Linked DNA regions of Homo sapiens: region 2 is linked to region 1. A link is a contact called in ENCODE Hi-C or POLR2A ChIA-PET data. All regions are on one chromosome and are shown on one strand. Each heading gives the region's core, a stretch centred on a gene start or an enhancer-like site at or near the end of the contact. The rest is flanking DNA. Distances are from core to core; before and after follow the strand shown.

The links. A loop is a pair of places that touch in the nucleus more often than their neighbours do. ChIA-PET counts read pairs that join two places held with the same protein, here RNA polymerase II (POLR2A).
Region 2: a loop to region 1 is called in a map of natural killer cell, with 3 times the contacts of the local background. The contact joins two enhancer-like sites. A Hi-C loop is called at or near these places in 2 of 168 maps with a recorded cell type or tissue (endothelial cell of hepatic sinusoid and natural killer cell). POLR2A ChIA-PET finds 5 or more read pairs at or near these places in 3 of 52 experiments (activated CD4-positive, alpha-beta T cell, activated CD4-positive, alpha-beta memory T cell and activated naive CD8-positive, alpha-beta T cell).

The regions. Positions count from the first base shown.
Region 1 is chr2:234,030,722-234,034,524 of GRCh38, forward strand. No RefSeq gene overlaps it. Among named protein-coding and RNA genes, the nearest start is that of SPP2, 18 kb to the right of the region's middle. Within about 2 kb of position 1,915, at least 2 of the 41 ENCODE cell types and tissues checked have a DNase peak (open chromatin) inside an H3K27ac peak, as active enhancers do; they include natural killer cell, where a contact is called at or near this core.
Region 2 is chr2:234,076,081-234,079,883 of GRCh38, forward strand. SPP2 (secreted phosphoprotein 2) reads left to right here. Exons shown (of 8, transcript NM_006944.3): 8 at 765-1,054. Among named protein-coding and RNA genes, the nearest start is that of SPP2, 27 kb to the left of the region's middle. Within about 2 kb of position 1,716, at least 2 of the 41 ENCODE cell types and tissues checked have a DNase peak (open chromatin) inside an H3K27ac peak, as active enhancers do; they include natural killer cell, where a contact is called at or near this core.

The DNA of each region.
Region 1 (3,803 bases), core at 665-3,164:
TTCCTCTTCTGAACGCAGTCATTCCTTTATGCATTTATTTATTCATTCAACAATCATTTATTGAATTATTTGCAATAAATGACTTAACTGCTGCCTTCAAAAAACCCACAGTCTAGTGAGAGAGAAAGACAAACTCAAGATATTAACACAGTGTGAAAGGCATGATAATAGAGGAAATCCCAGGGAGCTGCTGTAGGACCCATGGGATTAGAGCGGAGACAGAGAGCATGGGATTAAACTGTGCAAGGGAGGTGGAGTCTGAGCTGAGTCTGGTTGGGCAAAATAACTTGGCCATGGAGAAGGTGAGGTAGGGAGTTGTAGTCAAAAGCAAGAGAAAGTCCCTTGCAATGCTTGTTGAAGCTTTTCCCTCTTCTCCCTACTTAGGCTTTGCCTTGGCTCCCAATCCCTCCAAACCTATAGTGGTGTCCCTAAGGGAGAGTCTTATCACCCCTGTGGCCATGGCAAGTGGCCTAGTAGAAGGTAGTGTAACAACCCAGCAGAGAGCTCAGGCACCTGCCTCCACCACTAACCCTGCAATCTGGGCACCATATTCCTGTCTGCAAAAAGGGAGTCACATTTGGTTTCTCCTGCTGGGTTACCGTGGGGATGTGAGTGCTCAGCATAGTCCTTAGCCCATGAAAACTATCCAAGTGGTTGCATCAAAATTGGGGAATACTTTGGAAATTATTCATCTCATTTCTTTTTTGTCTCTTTGAGAACATGACATCACCTCTAGTTGGCCCAGGACCTCCATCTGCCTGAGGGTGGGAGAATGGAGCAGAGATTAGAAGTGTCTCAAAGTCACACAGGGAGGCCAACATAATTTTCAGTTTCTAACGTGCAAAATAGGATTAGGCAGCAGGAGGTTAGCTTTGAAATACAGAATATTCTCTTGAGGTGAAATTACAAGTTTTTTTATTTCCCTGTCTTGAGTATTCTCCCACCAACACCTTCGTGACAGTCTTCAGAAGAAAGATAAAGGCAATTGAGTGCATCTGATGAGAAGAAGCAAGGCAGTCATCATTATTTACATCTACGTGAGACAAATAAAAAGAGTTTAATGATTTCAGTCACTAAGGGCTAGGGGCCTCATTCAGAAGACAGTGGTTTTTGACCCCAAGACCTGCCCTTGTCACTATATTTTTCAATAGCACATGTTTGGAAAATGACTGCTTTAAAAATGTATATATCCTCCCAGGTTGAAAATAACTTCATGCTTCTTAGTAATTTTGGAGAGGTACAAAGCAATCCCAATAATTTGAAAGCATCACAGACTCTTTTAGAGAAGTTTTTGGAGTGCTTTCAATGGTTGAGCCCATAAACATGTCCACTGATTTACATTTTAAAAATGAAAGAGTGTTGTATTAAAATATTTGGATTCTGGTCACATAGTAAGGCTATTGTGCTTCCAGGGGTTAGCACAGGATCAGACTTGGTTACTGGAAGTATCAAAATTTGCAAATTATCCTTCAAATGAAAATTATTCAGTTCTTCAGGTTTTTTGCTTATGACTGGTGCATGTTTGCTGGTTGTGAAAGTGGAAACAGATACAGGATTTGCTCCCAGTCTGAGCATCTGGAGTTGAGTGGCAGGGAAGCTAATAAGGCATCTCACTGCATTCTTCCCTTTTCTTCCTGGATGGATGACATGTGTTAATGTTCATGTAAATCCTTGCCCCACTTCACTCTAAGAGCTGAAGCAACCACTTAAAAGTCTTTTGTCTGTTTGTTTTTCTTTTTTCTTTTCCTATTTCTAAGTAATAGACTCATACTGCTAGTTTTGATTGTTTAGCATTTGTGACTTCCTATGGTGAAAGAATAAAGACTTAGTCATTTCATGCCCTGTTCCCAACCCCACCTTCATCCTCCCAAGAGAGTCATATTATAGTTTTTGTTATTGTTCAGTGTTTGTATTATCATGACCAGAAGTATTTTTCACAGCAATACCGCATTTCCTTTTGTGGTTGTCATTAGTGCTCACTGACAGATATTTTGTTCTTAACTTTTAAGGTACATAGCAGGACTTGCTTTCCTGCTCCCTTTGAATTAGGTAAAGTCATGTGACTAGGTCTAGCCAATGAGCTCCAGGCCAGAGCATGTAATTACTGGTGTGAAACTTACCAGAGCTCTCTTTCTGTCTGGTATTGCTAACTACCAATATTCAAGAAATTTATGAGTGATGCTAGCATAATGGTGGATTGGAAGATCCAGACCCTCCTTTTACCCATGCACACACTGATTTAATAATAATACATGGGGCAACTTCCTTTCTGAGAAGCCCAGAAACAAATAACAAGAAGTTCCTGCATCTGAGATGGGCATGAGACCAGCTGCATAAAAGTCAGTAGGAACATTCAGGGCACTTTTCTTGGCCTTGTTCTTCCCTTCAGTACAGCACAAAACAAATGGGTAAAAAAACCCAAAACTCCTGGCTTCTTCCTTAGGAGGTAAGGAATTGAAGCGTGTGTCTAAAGGTCCAGCTTTCTGAGTGGCTGCCTGAGGGACTGGTTTCTGTTTGCCTGAATGTAAGCACTGGCAGGAAGAAGCACGAGGCTGGTAGGGACACTGAAAATAAAGGCAACAGTTTGGACTAGTATATACTCATTTACAATAGCCCCTCCTCCTGGCTCAGCAGAGAATGAGTGGGTGAAAACTCTCAAATGGTAATTTCTCCCTGGGGAAAGAAATTGTTGGAGCACGGCATTTTGCAGAGCTGCCTGAAGTACTGATTTCTGTCTCATCCAATTCAGGGTGCTGATGGGACCTAACATACTCTAGATTCCTGGTGACTACTGAAAAAAAAAAAAGCTGGAGCACATGCTGCTGCTACAGAAGACCCAGAGTACAGCAGGTAGACACCAGAGGAAGTAAGAGATTATGAGCATATGAAGATAGAAACAAGCAAATTCTTCTAATTAGAAATTTACACACACTCGCCAAGAGAAAATACATCCATAGAAAATTTGAGAGACCTCCAGATTTTCTACCTGTGCTAATTGGCGAAGGTCTTTCCCTGCATGAAGCCAGTCTGTGAATAATGGGAAAGGTGCCTGTTCCTTTGGATTTGCAGATATCAACTCCAAGCTACAGAAACATAAAGAAACTGGAAAATATAGCCTAATCAAAGAAACAGAATAAATCTACAGAAATTGGCCCTAAATAAGTGTAGGTATACAAAACACCAAACAAAGAATTCAAAATAACCATCATAATAATATTCAGTGAGCTCAAGAAAACAGTGTTTGAACAAAATTTGGATCTCAACAAATAAATAAAAAATATGAGAAACAAACAGAAATTTTGGAGCTAAAGAATGTAAGTGAACTAAAAAATTCATTAGAGAAGTTCAACAGTAGACGTCATCAAGCCGAAGAATAAGCTAACTCAAAGACAGATCATTTGAAATTACCCAGTCAGAGGAGCAAGAAGAAAAAAAGAATACAAAAGAGTAAAGAAAGTCTAAGGGACTTATGGAACACCATCAAGTAAACAAGGCTATGCATTATGTGAGTCTCAGAAGAGAAGGAAAAATGAGCACAAGGCTTATTTAAAAAAATAGTGGCCAGAACTTTTTAAAAATTGAGAAGGAAAAGGCACATCCAGATTTAAGAAGCCCAGTGGTCTCCAAATAGGATAAATTAAAAGAAGTCCATACAGAGTAATATAATAATCAAATGATCAAAAGTCAGAGACAAAGAGGGAGTTCTGAAGGCCTCAAGAGAATGCATAAAAGAAAACTCCATAAGATATCAGGGGATTGGGATGTACATTCAAAGTGCTGAAAGTAAAAATTTGCCAACTAAA
Region 2 (3,803 bases), core at 466-2,965, 45 kb after region 1:
ACTGTCATCAGAGTCATCTTATAATGAGTCTGGGGTCTTGCTGTGCTGGAGGATGGGGATGAGCTCCCTCAGAGTGTGAGCCTCAACAGTCCTCGCCCACACACCCGACAGTGTGCGCCCACTGTCCCCAGCCTTGAGTGCTGCTTCTGTCTCCCGAGTCACATGGGAGAACCTCACACAGCTGACTGTTCTCCCGGGGTCCCAGTCTGGGTCTCACCTCCACTCTCAGGCCCCCTCTGCTGGGATACAGTATCCCCGCCCCATCTTATCCTCCGAGTTCAGCTTACATGCCCTCTTCAGGAACCCTTTTCCTCGGGTTTCCTGCACATAGGCGTCTCTGGAATTGGCATTTATCAAGCTGTACTCTAACTACTTCCACCCCCTTCACTAGGTTGTGGGAGGTTTTTGAGGTCAAAACTATGCCTCATTGATCTTTGTAACCCCCAGCAAATGCTCAGTGCATACATGTTTATTGAACAGATGAACTGATAAATGGATGAATGGCTGGATGGCGTATCCTGATCTCCAGCCCCACACCCGCACACGGTGGCAGCTGTGGCCAACCTACTCTTTTGCTTTTGCTTGGTTCCTTCCTTCCTTACCTCACACCACAAACACCTTCATAGACCTGCCTGGGGCCCAACACCTGGCTGCAGCCTCTGCTTGGGGTCTCTTTGATTCTTCCCTTTATGAGAGATTTGAGCTTCCTTTCTGGGGTTGTGTATCTGCTCCCCAGACCCAGTTACCTGTTCTTCCTCCTGCAGGTGTCCCTCGCCCTTTTGGTTTGTTCAAGGAGCTGCTGCTTTGCATAGCTGCTCTAGTGTCTGGTATCATCGGATCTGGTTTTGAATAATTCCCAGGAGTCCTGGGTCCCTGGCCTCCAAAGCTGGAATGTGAACGCATGCCACGGTGGTCTGACCCTCACACTCCTTTTCTCTTAACAGCAAAATGCAATGGAAGGAAGAAAAGTTCCAACAAAGAATGATTTTGTGAATTCTGTGATTTTTCTTCTGATCAGTTTCAATCTGTAATAAATGCCTTATTTTTCCTGTAAGACTTTTTCTTTCGTTGCCTGGTTGTTGTTGTTGTTGTTGTTGTTTTTAAAGTAACATTAACTATGAAATTTTTTGATGAGAAACTAATAAGATTGGTGTTAGCTAAGGATTTTAGGAGTTGAGGACTCTCAAAGTGACTGGCGTATTTCAGGTCAATTTAAAATGGTTGTAAATTTCTTGTTGTTAGAAAAGCAAGCAGTTCAGTGTCAGAAGAGCTCTGTTTTTCTCTTTATGTCTAATTTTTGTTTCTTTGTTTGTTTTCTTGAGACGGAGTCTCGCTCTGTCACTCAGGCTGGAGTGCAATGGTGCAATCTCGGCTCACTGCAAGCTCTGCCTCCCAGGTTCATGCCATTCTCCTGCCTCAGCCTCCCGAGTAGCTGGGACTACAGGCGTGTGCCACCACACCTGCCTAATTTTTTTGTATTTTCAGTAGAGACAGGGTTTTACCGTGTTAGCCAGGATGGTCTCGATCTCCTGACCTCGTGATCCGCCCTCCCAAAGTGCTGGGATTACAGGTGTGAGCCACCGCACCCGGCCTATTTCTGATTTTAATTTTGAAAAATCATCCATGGAGCTCAGGGGACTTTCAGGACAGTGAAACTGCTCTGTATGATACTGAAATGGGAGATGCATGACATTATGCACTGTGAAAACCCGGAGGATGTGTGACACAGAGCGCACACCCTAATACTCCACACTCGTGCGAGATGTTAATGGTAGAGGAAATTCTGTGGGGTGAGGTTTAGGGTGGGGGAAGGAGCTATCTGAGAACTCACTGTATTTTCTGCTCAACTTTTTAAGAAACCTAACACTGGTCTAAAAAATAAAGTTTATTAGTAAAAGAATTATCTGGTGGCTAAGGAGTAAGAGGTATCACAGTCATCAGTGTCCCCATAAAATACCCTTGTTGCTGCTTTTCCTCCAGGTTTCGCAGTCTAGGGAATCTATAGCAAAGCGAGCTTTCTATCAAAGCAGGTATTGCCAGGAAGAGATCCAGAGGACTGGGGCTTCTGTTCCCCAAGCCACTTAGAAATGTGCTCCAAATTGGTTCCGTTCCTGGAGCCGGGTCTGCTTTGGGGTTGATTGAGCAGTGAAAGAATTTGAGGATGTGAGAATCTCCCAAACTAATCACAGTCTCCTGCTGGGGACTGAAACCCACATGCATTACCATGGCAGTGTCTGAAGACATCATGAACCCTTGAAAACTATTTCCTGGATGAATATTACACTAAGTCATTATCAGTCATTTGTGCCTGGGTGTAGATGTGACTATTTAATTCTGCTCCATAGCAAACTGCTTTACTTGTTACAGCTTTTAAATGTCTGATAAAGCTAGTCCCTATCTCACTCTGATTCTTCTATAATTTTTCCAGAACTTTCCTGAATATTTTCATATGCTTATTTTATTTCAACTGTAGGATCAGCTTGTCAGGTTATGAAGAAAACTCTGATAGCATTTCAAATCAAATTAATTACATCAAATTTACAAATTAAGTTAGAAAAACATGACATTTTTGGATTTTTGAGTTTTGCTCCATAAGACTGAAATATACATTTCCATGTACTAAAGTCTTCCTTTATGCCCCTCTGGAGTTTAAGAATTTTCTCATATGTGTTCTGCATATTTCCCTTAAGATTTATTTATTGCTATAATTCTTTTCATTGTTATTATAAGTGGGATCTTTTGTCATTATATTTCATAATATAAAATTGACTAACTTATATTAGGATTTTGGCCTCTCTTCCTGCTGACTTTTCGTAGTGTTAATAATAGATTTTCAGCTGACACTCTTGAATATTCCATGTATTACAACCATAACTTTTTCAAATAATATTAATTTTGCCTTCTTTTCATTTTTTTAAACTTTATTTCTTTCTTTTTCCTATTTCTTTGATGAGTCTATTCCAACAGGACTAAATTACAGGGTGATGATAGACTCCTCTGTGTCCCGTTCCATTCTAAGAAGCATTTTAGTGTTTCACCGTGGACAATGCTGACTTCTGTTTTGGTGTACGAGGGTCTATATTTTTAAGCACATTAAAGTTGCATCTGTTCTTCCACTATTAAGAGCTTACAACATAAATGTATATTGAACTTTATTAAATGTCTTGAAATTATCTCATTTTGTTCTTCTTTGATTAAAAAAAGTAGAATGAATTGTTAACAAATCATCTTATTAAACCATCTTTGCTTTCTTGGGACAACCCCACTTGGTCATGGTTTACTACTCTGTAAATACGCCACTGTTTCATTCAGGTTGTTTATATTAAGCTCCCTAAGTGAGAACTGACTGTAGTTTATTCTATGCCGTCTTTGTTTGGTTTTGGTGTCCGGGTTGTGAAGTCCCTTCCATCTCTGTAGTCTCTCCACGGCATCGCCTCCTGTCCCTAAAACCTCCAACACTCTGGTCTAGTAAAGGACCCATCTTTATTATTTTATATATATATATATATATATATTTACATATATATATTTTATTATACTTTAAGTTCTAGGGTACATGTGCACAACATGCAGGTTTGCTACATATGTATACAGGTGCCATGTTGGTGTGCTAAACCCATTAACTCATCATTTACATTAGGTATATCTCCTAATGCTATCCCTCCCCCCTCCCCCCACCCCACAACCCTTTCCTGTGTCCAAGTGTTCTCACTGTTCAATGCCCACCTATGAGTGAGAACATGTGGTGTTTGGTTTTTTGTCCTTGTGATAGTTTGCTGAGAATGATGGTTTCCAGCTTCATC